Linked DNA regions of Homo sapiens: regions 2 and 3 are each linked to region 1. Evidence: read pairs that join two places in POLR2A ChIA-PET (ENCODE). Cell type or tissue: OCI-LY7. All regions are shown on one strand.

Evidence for each region. Peaks named below come from ENCODE experiments on the same cell type or tissue, not always from the same donor. Only the 100,000 strongest peaks of a DNase experiment are listed, where the experiment ranks them.
Region 2: POLR2A ChIA-PET joins it to region 1 with 6 read pairs; 7 of 35 experiments call an interaction of 5 or more read pairs at or near these places.
Region 3: POLR2A ChIA-PET joins it to region 1 with 5 read pairs; 4 of 35 experiments call an interaction of 5 or more read pairs at or near these places.

What each region holds. Positions count from the first base shown.
Region 1 is chr2:121,545,978-121,549,977 of GRCh38, reverse strand. All of the region lies in intron 2 of CLASP1 (cytoplasmic linker associated protein 1), which reads left to right. Among named protein-coding and RNA genes, the nearest start is that of RNU4ATAC, 17 kb to the right of the region's middle. In OCI-LY7, no CTCF peak of the experiment used is centred here; a DNase peak (open chromatin) is centred at 2,117; H3K27ac peaks cover 871 bases.
Region 2 is chr2:121,428,645-121,432,644 of GRCh38, reverse strand. It overlaps CLASP1 (cytoplasmic linker associated protein 1), which reads left to right. Exons shown (of 41, transcript NM_001395891.1): 20 at 2,468-2,572. Among named protein-coding and RNA genes, the nearest start is that of CLASP1-AS1, 100 kb to the left of the region's middle. RefSeq lists an enhancer at 1,963-3,162. In OCI-LY7, no CTCF peak of the experiment used is centred here; no DNase peak of the experiment used is centred here.
Region 3 is chr2:121,770,310-121,774,309 of GRCh38, reverse strand. No RefSeq gene overlaps it. Among named protein-coding and RNA genes, the nearest start is that of TSN, 17 kb to the right of the region's middle. In OCI-LY7, no CTCF peak of the experiment used is centred here; DNase peaks (open chromatin) are centred at 1,849 and 2,619; H3K4me3 peaks cover 1,193 bases; H3K27ac peaks cover 2,323 bases.

The DNA of each region.
Region 1 (4,000 bases):
CTGGAGTGCAGTGGCACAATCTTGGCTCACTGCAAGCTCCACCTCCCAGGTTCACGCCATTCTCCTGCCTCAGCCTCCTGAGTAGCTGGGACTACAGGCACCCGCCACCACGCCTGGCTAATTTTTTTGCATTTTTAATAGAGACGGGGTTTCACCATGTTAGCCAGGATGGTCTCGATCTCCTGACCTCATGATCTGCCCGCCTCTGCCTCCCACAGTGCTGGGATTACAGGCGTGAGCCACCACGCCAGGCCTTTTTTTTTTTTTTTTTGCAGAGGATTGTTTTATGTCCAATTATGTGGTTGATTTTAGAGTATGTGCCATGTGATGATCTGAAGCATATATATTCTGTTATTTTTGGGTGGAGAGTTCTGTAGAGATTTATCAGATCCATTGGTCTAGTGTTGAGTTCCGGTCTTGAATATCTTTATAAATTTTCTGCCTTGATGATCTGTCTAATATTGTCAGTAGAGTGTTGACATCTCCCAGTATTATTTTGTGGGAGTGTAAATCTCTTTGAAGGTCTCTAAGAACTTTCTTTATGAATCTGGGTGCTCTTGTGTTGGGGTGCATATATGTATTTAGGATAGTTAGGTCGTCTTGTTGAATTGAACCCTTTACCATTATGTAATGCCCATCTTTGTCTTTTTTGATCTTTGTTGTTTTAAAGTCTCTTTGTCTGAAATTAGGATTGCAACCCTGGCTTTTTTCTGTTTTCCATTTGCTTAGTAGATTTTCCTCCATCCATTTAGTTTGAGCCTATGGGTGTCATTGCATGTGAGATCAGTTTCTTGAAGACAGCATACCATTGAGTCTTGCTTTTTTATCCAGCTTGCCACTCTGTGCCTTTTATGTGGGGGCATTTAGCCCATTTACATTCAAGGTTAGTTTTATATATGTGTATTTAATCCTGTCATTGTGTTCTTAGCTGGTTATTATGCTGTCTTGTTTGTGTGGCTGCTTTATAGTATCGCTGGTCTGCATATTTAACACTGGTTTGTGTTTTTGCATTTGTTGGTAGTGATCTTTCCTTTCTACTATATTAATACATTTAGTGCTCCTTTCAAGATCTCTTGTAAGGCAGGTCTGGTGGTAACGAACTCCTTCAACATTTGCTTATCTGAAAAAGGTTCCTATTTCTCCTTTGCTTAAAGAGCTTAGTTTGGCTGGATATGAAATTCTTGGTTGAAGATTTTTTTTTTTTTTATTTAAGAATGTTGAATATAGGTCCCCAATCTCTTCTGACTTACAGGGTTTCAGCTGAGAAGTCTGTTGTAAGCCTGACAGGGTTCCCTTTGTAGGTGACCTGCCCTTTCTCTCTAGCTGCCTTTAACATCCTTTCTTACATTTCAGCCTTGGAAAATCTGATGATTATGTGTCTTGGGGGTGATCTTCATGTGTAGCATCTTGCAGGAGTTCTCTGTATTTCCTGAATTTGACTTTTGGCTTCTCTAGCAGGGTTGGTGAAGTTTTCATGGATGATACCCTGAAATATATTTTGTAAGTTGTTTGCTTTCTTCTCCCTTTCAGGGATACCAATTTTTCATAGATTTGGCTTCTTTACATAATCCCATACTTCTTGAGATTTTGTTCATTCCTTATTCTTTTTGTCACTATTTTTGTCTGACTCTTATTTCAGAGAGCCAGTCTTCAAGTTCTAAGATTCTTTCTTCAGCTTGGTTTATTCTGCTGTTAATACTTGTCATTGCATTGTGAAATTCTTGTATTGTGTTATTCAGCTCTGTCAGATCCTTTAGGTTCTTTTTTATGCTGGCTATTTTGTCCTTCAGCTCCTGTATCATTTTATTTTGGTTCTTACTTTCCTTGGATTGAGTTTTGCTATTCTCATGAATCTCAGTGATCTTGGTTCCTATCCATATTCTAAATTCTATTTTTGTCATTCAGCCAGCTCAGCCTGGTTAAGAACTCTTGTTGGAGAACTGGTGTGGTTGTTGGGAGACATATGACAGTTACTGGAGTTCTTGCATTGGTTTTTTGCTTGTCTCTAAGTCTGGGTGTTCCTTTAACTGCAGTGTAGATTGAGTACAGTCAAGTGACTGATTTGCTGGATGTTTTCACAGGGCTGAGTCTTTGTTTAGGGTCTTTGAAGCTGACTTCTTGTTTTTGGTTTCAGAGGGTGGTACGTTAGTGAGGTATTTTTGGTGTTGAAGCTTTGGGTTGTGATCTGGTATGTGGCACGTAGGCATACTGGTCATGGTACACTCTTGCTTGGTTGTGTGGCTCCCCCGTATTTCCTCACAGTTGCAGCCGTGTTCCCTCTCAATTCTCAAAAAGCGTGGGTTTCTCTCCACCTTGAGTACTGGCTATAGATCGCAGCTTGGCATTCCCGAGCTGCCCATTGCAGCTCTGGGACAATCTCAGTGTTTATGTTTTTTTTCCAGTTTGGGGGCAGCAGAGGAAGGGACCTTAGTAGTGGTTGTGGCCGAGGGTCATTTGATTGTCTCCTGTGGGCTCCACCCCAGAGACATGCAGGTCAGCAGTCACTCAGTGCAATCAGCTCAGGATGGAGGGTCTTCGCTGCGAGCCCAAGCTGGGGGTTCCCTGCCTGGTGAAGAGTAGGGGGGTGGGTGGGCCCTTGGGAGACGGACTAGCCTCCCCTCCTTGTTGGAGGTGTGGATAAGGCAGTTAGGGTCTGTGCTTCTTTGTTAGTCCGAGGGTAGCAAGGGCAGTTCCACCGCAGCGGCAGTGGCAGAGAGGCTTTCAGTTGCCATGTGGTCTCTGTCCAGGGAGTTGCTGAGTTGCTACTGGCTGGATAGCTCTGGTAAGGGGGTGGCTGGAGGCCCAGGCCTGGAGGACCTGCCGATGAGGAGATGTGGGAATGGGTACCCACATAACCGTCTGGCCACTTTTCTGTAGGGCTGCTGCAATATGTTGGGGGTCCACTCCAGTCCCAGTTGCCTTGGATTTTCCAGTACCTGGAGGTATCAACAGTGAAGGCTGCAAAACAGCAGAGATAGTGGCCTGCCCCTCCCTCTGGGAGCTCTGTCCCAGGAAGGCACAGATCTGTTGCCAGCCCAAAGGCACCTGTAGGTGGTGGTTGGAGACCTCAGTTGGGAGGGCCCATCCCCTGAAGAGGAATGGGATCAGGGACCTGCTTAAAACAGCAGTCTGACCTCTTTTTCATAGAGCAGCCATGCTATGCTCAGGGTCTGCCCCTAGTTGCTTTGGGCACTTGAAACCCAAAGATGGAATTGCAGCTCCTTTTGCCCTGAAGCCCAGAAAGCCTGGGTATCTAAGGCTCTCGGGTCTCTGTTTGCGCCTGAGAAACTACTCTGCCAAGATTCCATGTAGCTCTGTGTCAGACTGAAGACCCTGGTGGAGTGGGTTCATGAGGCAGTCTCCTGACCCGAGGGTTGTAAAAAGGTCTGTGGAAGAAGCGTGGTTCCCGGGGTCCCATATTCACTCACTGCTTCCCTGAATGGGGGAGGTTCCCCTGGCTCCATTTCACTCCCAAGTGGGCCACCGTCCTGCCTTGCTTTTCTCCGTTTTCCATGGGTGGAGTTGTTTCCTTGATTGGTCCCAATGCGTGTACCTGGATGTTTAATTGAAGGTGCTGTGTTTACTCGCCCCTTCGCTCCTCTCGTGAGAGCTGCGCACACTAGATGCTTCTAGTCAGCCATCTTGGCCACCCCCCTACACTTTGATTTCTATATTTCATTTCTAGGTAGATACCTAGGAATGGAATTGCAGTCATAGGGTACGTGTGTGTTTCGTTTTTAAAGAAACTGCCAAGTTATTTCCAATGTAACTGAATTTTTTAGCTGTTCCTTGTTTTTACTTTTTCTGGGTATACCCTGAGAGGTAGTCTCATGGCTAAAGTATAGAGATGTGATAAATCACAGGAAATGTGTTGGGGTGGGATGTGAAAGGGAAAGGGCCTTGAAATCCATGGTTGGAAAGTACCTTGAAAGATCATTTCTGTTTCCAAGAGGCATTGCATGTAAAGCATGCCATACTTCTAAGAATCTTTCTGTTTTAA
Region 2 (4,000 bases), 120 kb after region 1:
AGATATTGACAAAGTTAAATAAACATAGAAGATACAATGAATGAGAAGACCAATATTATAAAGCTTTTCCCCTTAACCCAGAGTTTCACATAATGCCAGTCAACATTTCAACAGGCGTTGTTATTGTGTCTGCACATACATATGGAAGACAGCAAAGGGCTTAGGAAAAGGCGAATTTACTTGTCCTGCCAATTAGCAGGATGTCTTTTAAAAAAGGCTAATCACAGGCCGGGGACAGTGGCTCCTGCCCGTAATCCCAGAACTTTAGGAGGCCAGGGCGGGTGGATCACTTGAGGTCAGGAGTTGGAGACCAGCCTGGCCAACATGGTCAGATCCTGACTCTACTAAAAATACAAAAATTAGCCAGGTGTGTGGTGGCATGTTCCTGTAATCCCAGCTACTGGGGAGGCTGAGGCAAGAGAATCGCTTGATCCCAGGAGGTGGAGGTTGCAGTAAGCCGAGGTCACACACCACTGCACTCCAGCATGGGCGACAGAAAGAGACTCTGCCTCATATATTAATTAATTAATAAATTAATAAAAAGCTAATCACAGTATTGTGATGTCGTGTAGGTATGGACACATTGACTAGTGGGACAGACTAGAAGGCTGAGAAACCCAGACACACATAAGTGCTGCTTGATAAACAATCAGGCATTTTAATCAGTAAGAAAAGCGTTAAGTAAATTTATTTCAACATTGGTTAGTTATATGGAAAAAATAAAGTATATCCGTTCTTTATCGATACATAAGTGACTTTTCACATAAAATATTAGCAAAATAGTAAGCTTTAGAAAAATATAGACCTTGTGTTATAATTTAAAAACGTTCTAAATATGTAAAACAAAACCACAGAGTTATTGGTTGTGAAAACATGTATTTACAAAAAAAAAAAAAAACCAAGGGAATGCTGAACACTGGGTTTAGGATCATGTTACCAAATGTTGGGGGAAAGTAGAATACGAGAGGTTTAGCAAAGAGAGTTTTTATTTTTTAAGCTAAATGAGTATACATGTTCATTTAAAAAATCTTTTTGTGACCTAAATATTTTATAATGAGTTTAAGAATTTAAATTCAGTTGTTTTTTTCATGTTCACTTTGCCTTTGTGATTTGCCTTGATTTAGCTCAGTGACTTCCTTAGGAAAATCAGAGGTCATCACTCATAGGCTTCCCAGTCAGCCAGGCACAGGTATCTAGACCAGTAGTGTCACATTGAACAAATTAATTAATTTCCCTGTTTCTCGGTTTTCTCATCTGTAAAATGGGAGTGATTACTTTATATGCTGTGAGGATTCTGAATGGACTCATATATAGTTGTTAGTAAATGGTATAGCTTTTCACTTCTGTATAGATTATAGAGTTTATTTATAAGTTTTTCCTTAAACTGAAAAGTCATTGATTCTTAACTAGTTTTATTATTTTTTTAATGCCAGCTTTCTTTCATTGCTCTTTACCTTCCTTTCTTGAAACTTTTTCAAGCTTTAGGATTTGCTTCCTGCATTACTTCTCTGTAAGCTTTGTCGCTTGTGGGGGTAGAAGTGATTTTGAACAACATAAAAGCCAGTGGGAGTTCAAGTTGGTTGTGTTTTTCCTATCCTCATTGAGTTACGGCCGGAGAGGCATTTTGTGCTCCCTCGAAACCAAAAAGGCCTATTTTTTTTTTTTTTTAAAGTTTAATCGCTAATCATACTAGTCTGGTCACTAATGATTTTGTGTTTCTGAATTCATTTTTATTTTTATGGCTTCGTGGTTCAATAATTGCTGTAATTTTTTCATAACTGCCTACAGCATTGGATTATCTTTGGGCCATCATTTCTCTAGGTACTCCTAATACTGATTCTTTTTAGCTGTATCTCTCTTTTTAGCTTTATCTTTTCTTTATCTTAGAAACTTACTGACTTACATGCTTTAAAAATAGAAGTTTAATGCTGCATATCAAAAACACATTTATTCACTGGGGAGCTATAGCTTCTGTGATGGCTGAGTTAAGAAGGTAGACTTTTTTATTTTGGGTTTTTTTTTGGTATTACTCTTATTTTCTATAGTTTGTTTTTTACAGTGACAGTAAATATTTTCTGTTTTTGGAAATTTGTCAGATTTGTAGACAATAAAAAAGAAAATTTAATCTGGAAAAAATTATGGGAAATGTCCTCAAATGGATATCACTTCCTTGTCTGAAGAGATAACATACTAAAATAGCTGGAACCTAAACAGCTGCAGGTCCATGGCTCCATCTCAGGAGTTCATCCTGTGTTCGTAGAACAGTTGTGCGTGGATCATATGCGCATGTGCGCATGCACACACAGGGAGACGTGGCAGACCTCGTGTGGAGGATCTGCTCACAGAAGCTGTTGCTCCCCATGTAGTTGGCTGGTCAGTGCCCCTCTTTTGGGGCATGGCTTCTTTTCTTGAGGAGGTGGCACTTACTGGAAATGTTGTGAAACACTGTTTTTGCTGTGTCCTCCAGGTCGGATCCGCACAAGACGGCAAAGCTCTGGGAGTGCCACCAACGTCGCCTCTACACCTGATAACCGGGGCCGCAGTCGCGCTAAAGTGGTTTCACAGTCCCAGCGTAAGAAACATATTTTATGCTCTTGCTTACCTCAGTTTTATTCAACAGCTCATTCTGCAGTTGAACATTTTACAATCTCTATATTGACTTCAGAGGGAAAAACACATTTTTTGTGGCTCTGAGATACTGTGAGTAATCTTACTGTTTGTTGGGTAAGCTTAAAAAATGAAACATTTCAGGCATACATTTGTCTCCTGTCCAGGTGATTTACATTTTGTATTGTTAAGCATTAAACATTAAAATGTAGTTTTTCGCCCTCCTTTGAAGCCTGTCAAATTGTAGCTTATCTGTTCTGTGACTCATTTTTGCATTGATAAGGAATCCTTCTGATGTAATTTTAGAACAGTACGTGGGCAGAAAACTATTAATGCTATGTTCTTTCCAGTGGTAAATAAGTAAATCCATTAAAAGCTCTCCCCCTTTAATTCTGTGCTCTAACATTTGCAGCCCGCACCTCTCTTCCTGCCATGTGGGCTCTTGCTTTGCCTAGCTGCTTCCATGATTGCGTCTCTGTATATGTGAAGTCAGTTGGTTTGTTAGCCTTAGCCATGAAAGCAGCCACAGCTGGAATGAATTTATTCTGGTCACACTTCAGATCCTCACTTGGTGTCTCACTTTCCAGCCACACATAAACTTTAAGGGGCCCACCTCCTCTTTTAAGGGGCCCGCCTCCTCTCTATGCATGTCGAGTAGAGCTGGGTAGCAGAGTGCTCCTGGGCAAGGTGAGCGTGGGAAGGAAGAGTCTTCCTGTCCCCAGGAGCTGCATGCGGTCCCACAGCACAGCACTCACTAGCTGACATTTGCCTGCCTCCTTTGTGGCCCAAGGAACTGTCTGTCTGTTGTAGAGAGTGATCAGTCTGCACCAAACCTTAAGAGCTCCCTTAGTATAGAAAATGGCCTTGTTCAACACCTTCTGAATTTAAATTCTTTTCCCTTTGATAACTGCAGTCCTCATGTTATATAATTTCTGCAAAGAAAGCAGAAGATCAGTTATAGTGCTGCCTTTGGTGAGGCTACAGAACCTTCCTGTGGCCTAGGTTGTATTGTGTAGTGTGATACACTACAAGCATGGGTTTCAGTGTCAGACAAAACTGGGTTTGCATCCTGGCTCCAGTGTGATGTTGGGTGAGTCTTTTAACCTTTGTGAGCCATTGTTTCGTTGTCTGTAAATTGAGTGATAACAGTTCCCACCCTCATGGGGTTTTAATGAGGATTTAATGAGCATTAGGAGCCTAACATGTAATAGTTAAATGGACGCAAGCTTTATAGTCATAGTTGTTTCAGATCAGCAGACTTCCATCCTAGCTGAAGTTGAGCCTCCTTGATCCCTGTCTACTTCAGTAGGTTTAGGAAAGAAGGCTAGGAATGGATTTACATGATGAGGGATGCAGTTCAGGATAGATTGAGTCCGTTAAGACCAAGAATGCC
Region 3 (4,000 bases), 220 kb before region 1:
GCTTGCAGAGAACTGCAGACCAACCGAACCCTCTGCACTTTTGCGAAGGAGTTCAGCAAAGAGAAGGGACCATTCACATGAGCCATTAGCTAAACAATATCAAATCAAAAGGTCATAGTAGAATTCACAGGTATCTCAGAAAGTCTTTTAAAAGTCAGTAGTATATTTAGGATAAATCACAATGCAAAAAAATATATACACATCTTTATAATTTTTTGGCAATTTCCCTTTTTTTTTTTTTTTTTTTTGAAACAGCGTTCTCACTGTGTCACCCAGGCACTGCAGCCTCGACTTCCTGGGCTCAAGTGATCCTCCCGCCTTACCGCCTTAGTCCCCCTAGCAGCTGAGACTACGGGTGTGTACCACCATGCCCGGCTAATTTTTGTATTTTCAGTAGAGACGAGGTTTCACCATGTTGGCCAGGCTGGTCTCAAAGTCCTGAGTTCAAGCAATCCACCTGCCTCAGCCTCCCAAAGTGCTGAGATTACAGGCATAAGCCACCATGCCCAGCCAATTTCCCAATGTTCTATGATGATTTCTTATTTCTAATAAAAGTAGCACGAGTCAAAAAGGAGGAAAACATACAAAATGTCTCATGAAGCAATGATACAGACATTTAAATATTCCCTGCAACTCCCACCATACCTCTGACAGAACACCAGGCAGTATCAACTATATTCCCTCCCCTCCTTCCAATGTGTATTTTTTAAATGAAGATTAAAGCCAAGGTTCTCCTTCTCCTTCTGGAGTCAGCTCACAAATGCTTGTGCCAACCCCACTTCCTTTTTCCTCAGTTAAGGTAGTTGGGGAAATATTCCTCTTTCTGTTTTCAGTTTAAGGAAAGGTTACAGCTGCTTGGTGATACAGGCAGGCCACAGCCCAAGAACCTGGGCACCCATTTCACCAGTTTTATAAAACAATATAAAGTCATGTCCTTGTTCTTTGAGGGGGTGGGACAGGACATAAGACAGGCTCCCCAAGTCCCCCGGGCAGGACTCCTGTCGTTAACCCACTCATGCCCACCTCCGGGGCTGATCCCAGGAAGACTGACGGCCAAACTCTCCCGGGAACAGCTGAAGAAAGCGAAACTGGGTCCATCCCTGCTGATCCTTTGTTCTTTGCCTTGGAGATCTGAGAGTTAAGAAATAAAGTCCAAACAGTAACACTGACTGATTTTGAGTCTTTGCTGTGGCGGGGCGCGGTGGCTCATGCCTGTCATCCCAGCACTTTGGGAGGCTGACGCTGGTGGATCACCTGAGGTCAGGAGTTCGAGACCAGCCTGGCCAACATGGTGAAATGCCATCTCTACTAAAAATACAAAAATTAGCCGGGCATGGTGGCGGGCACCTGTAATCTCAACTACTCAGGAGGCTGAAGCAGGAGAATCACTTGAACCTGGGAGGCGGAGGTTGCAGTGAGCCGAGATCACACCACTGCACTCCAGCCTGGGCAACAGAGCGAGACTCCGTCTCAAAAAAAAAAAAAAATGAGTCTTTGTTGTATTGGTGCTGGTTCTAATAGTGTATCAAAGTAGAAGGGCCCAGTCCATCAACTGTGCTTTCAAAACAACCCTTTAAATGATTACAACAATCTTGCCGTCTTCCCCCAGAAAGTAAAAGCAAACATCCTGCCCTTTGTACTTCCCAACTGTGAAAAATTATCTGGCTTAACTTCCATTGTCAGGGTGAGCAAAGGGTTCCTCAAAGGAAGCTCTGACAGCAGGGACGTGGCAGAGGAAGCTGAAGGGGGATCTTTCTGACTTCTGAACTGGTCTTGCTGGCAGGTCCAGCTGGTGGGTCCAGACAGTGAGGCCAGCATTCTATCATGAAAAAACACAGCTGCAACGGATGAACGCACAACCCTAGCCAGAGCAGATGGCTGTGGGTAAATGTTAATTAGTATTAAATAACACCAGATGAGCTTGAGTAACTGATGTAAGGGTCAGGCTAAATAGGTTACTTCCTTTGTCATTTTTTTTCTGACAAGCCCAGCTTTCTTCTATGAGGATTCTACATATTTTCATAGATTTATTTTCCTTCAGCCAAAAACCTTAAAGTCTTCATAGTAAGTAAAGGATTTCTAGTGCAGTAGGAGAGAAAGCACAGTGCATCTGTCACATAACGGCCCCAGCTCCTGCTTGGGCAGACCTGGACACAGGCCTCTTGCTCCTCCCATCTTCTTGATGTCTTCAATCATGTCCCTGGGCTCCCTCTTCATCACAGTCACAGTTCCAAGATCCACTCTATATCTAAAGGACTCCCTCACCTCCAGCCTCAGGCACCCAAAATTCTAGTCCAAAAAGTACAGCCAGCCGTGCAACATCTAGCACAGTAAACTCAACACTTGCAAAATTGAACTTCTCATCTTCTCCTCTTCCCCCAGAAACTAGCTCCACTTTTCCCATGGATATTCTTTCAGAAGCTCAGGCAGCTTTTCACTTCTCTCAGCTACCCCAACTTCTCTGTCTACCCCAACCTCTCTGTCTACCCCAACTCCATCAGTCAGCAAGTTTGGCCAGTTCTCGCTCTGCAGTGCACTCCATCTGCCCTTACCCAGTCATGCCTATCACCAGCTACCCAATCTGACCCTTACCTCAAAGACAGCAAGAGCTTGCTCCCAGGTGTCCCTGCCTGTGGTCTCTCCCCATTGGTAACGTGATAGATGCAGGATTCAAAACTAAGACTGACTCTAAAGCTGCTCCCTCCTCGCCTCAAAAAAACCCTTCAGTCCTCCAATGCCTATCATTCGAAGTCCAAACTCCCTAACCCCCCAATTCAAGCTTTCCTAAATCTAACAATCCAACCTTGCCAGAGTTCCTCCTCCACTCACATGGGTGACATCCCTAACCCCATTAAATGTGATATGTTTCCACATTGGTGTCAATTATTCTGCCCAACCAAAATGACCTTCTCCTAGTTCCATGCTTGTCTAAATCTCACCTCTTTCGGTGGTGGCTCACGCCTGTTATCCCAGCACTTTGGGAGGCCAAGGCGAGTGGATGACCTGAGGTCAGGAGTTCGAGACCAGCCTGGGCAACATGGTGAAACTCCATCTCTACTAAAAATACAAAAATTGGCTGGGTGTGGCGACGCACACCTGTAGTCCCAGCTACTCAGGAGGCTGAGGCAGGAGAATTGCTTGAACCCAGGAGGTGGAGGTTGCAGTGAGCCAAGATTTTGCCACTGCACTCCAGCCTGGGCAACAGAGTAAGACTGTCTCAAAAAGAAAAAAAAAGGTGGGGGAGGGGGGAGGGATAGCATTAGGAGATATACCTAATGTAAATGACGAGTTAATGGGTGCAGCACACCAACATGGCACATGTATACATATGTAACAAACCTGCACGTTGTGCACATGTACCCTAGAACTTAAAGTATAATAAAAATATATATATATATAGAAAGAAAAAAAAAACTCACTTCTTTTCATGACCTAGTTCAAGCTACAGCTCCCAAACTATAGCAATTATTCAAAAGTTATTTAGAAACTAAGTACTGTGACTATGACATCTTTTCTGTTATTGTCTTGAATTTAAACTCCTAGTAGGGAACCCTCATATATTGCTGGTGGGAATTTAAAATAGTGCAGCCACTTTGGAAACAGATTGGCAGTTTCTTTAAAAACTAAACATAAACTTACCATTTTTACCACAGATTCCTAGGTACCTATCCAAAAGAAATAGAAACTTACGTTCACACAGACTTGCATGCTAATGTTCAGAGCAGCATTATTCATAGTAGCCAAAAAAATGGAACTTAAATGTGTCATCATGTGATGAATGTATAGATAAAATGTGGAATATCTGGCCAGACTCATGCCTGTAATCTCAGCACTTTGGGAGGCCGAGGCAGGCGGATCACCTGAGGTCAGGAGTTCAAGACCAGCCTGGCCAACATGGCAAAACCCGCCTGGCCAAGATGGCAAAACCCTGTCTCTACTAAAAACACAAAAATTAGCTGGGCGTGGTGGCACACACCTGCAATCCCAGCCATTCGGGAGG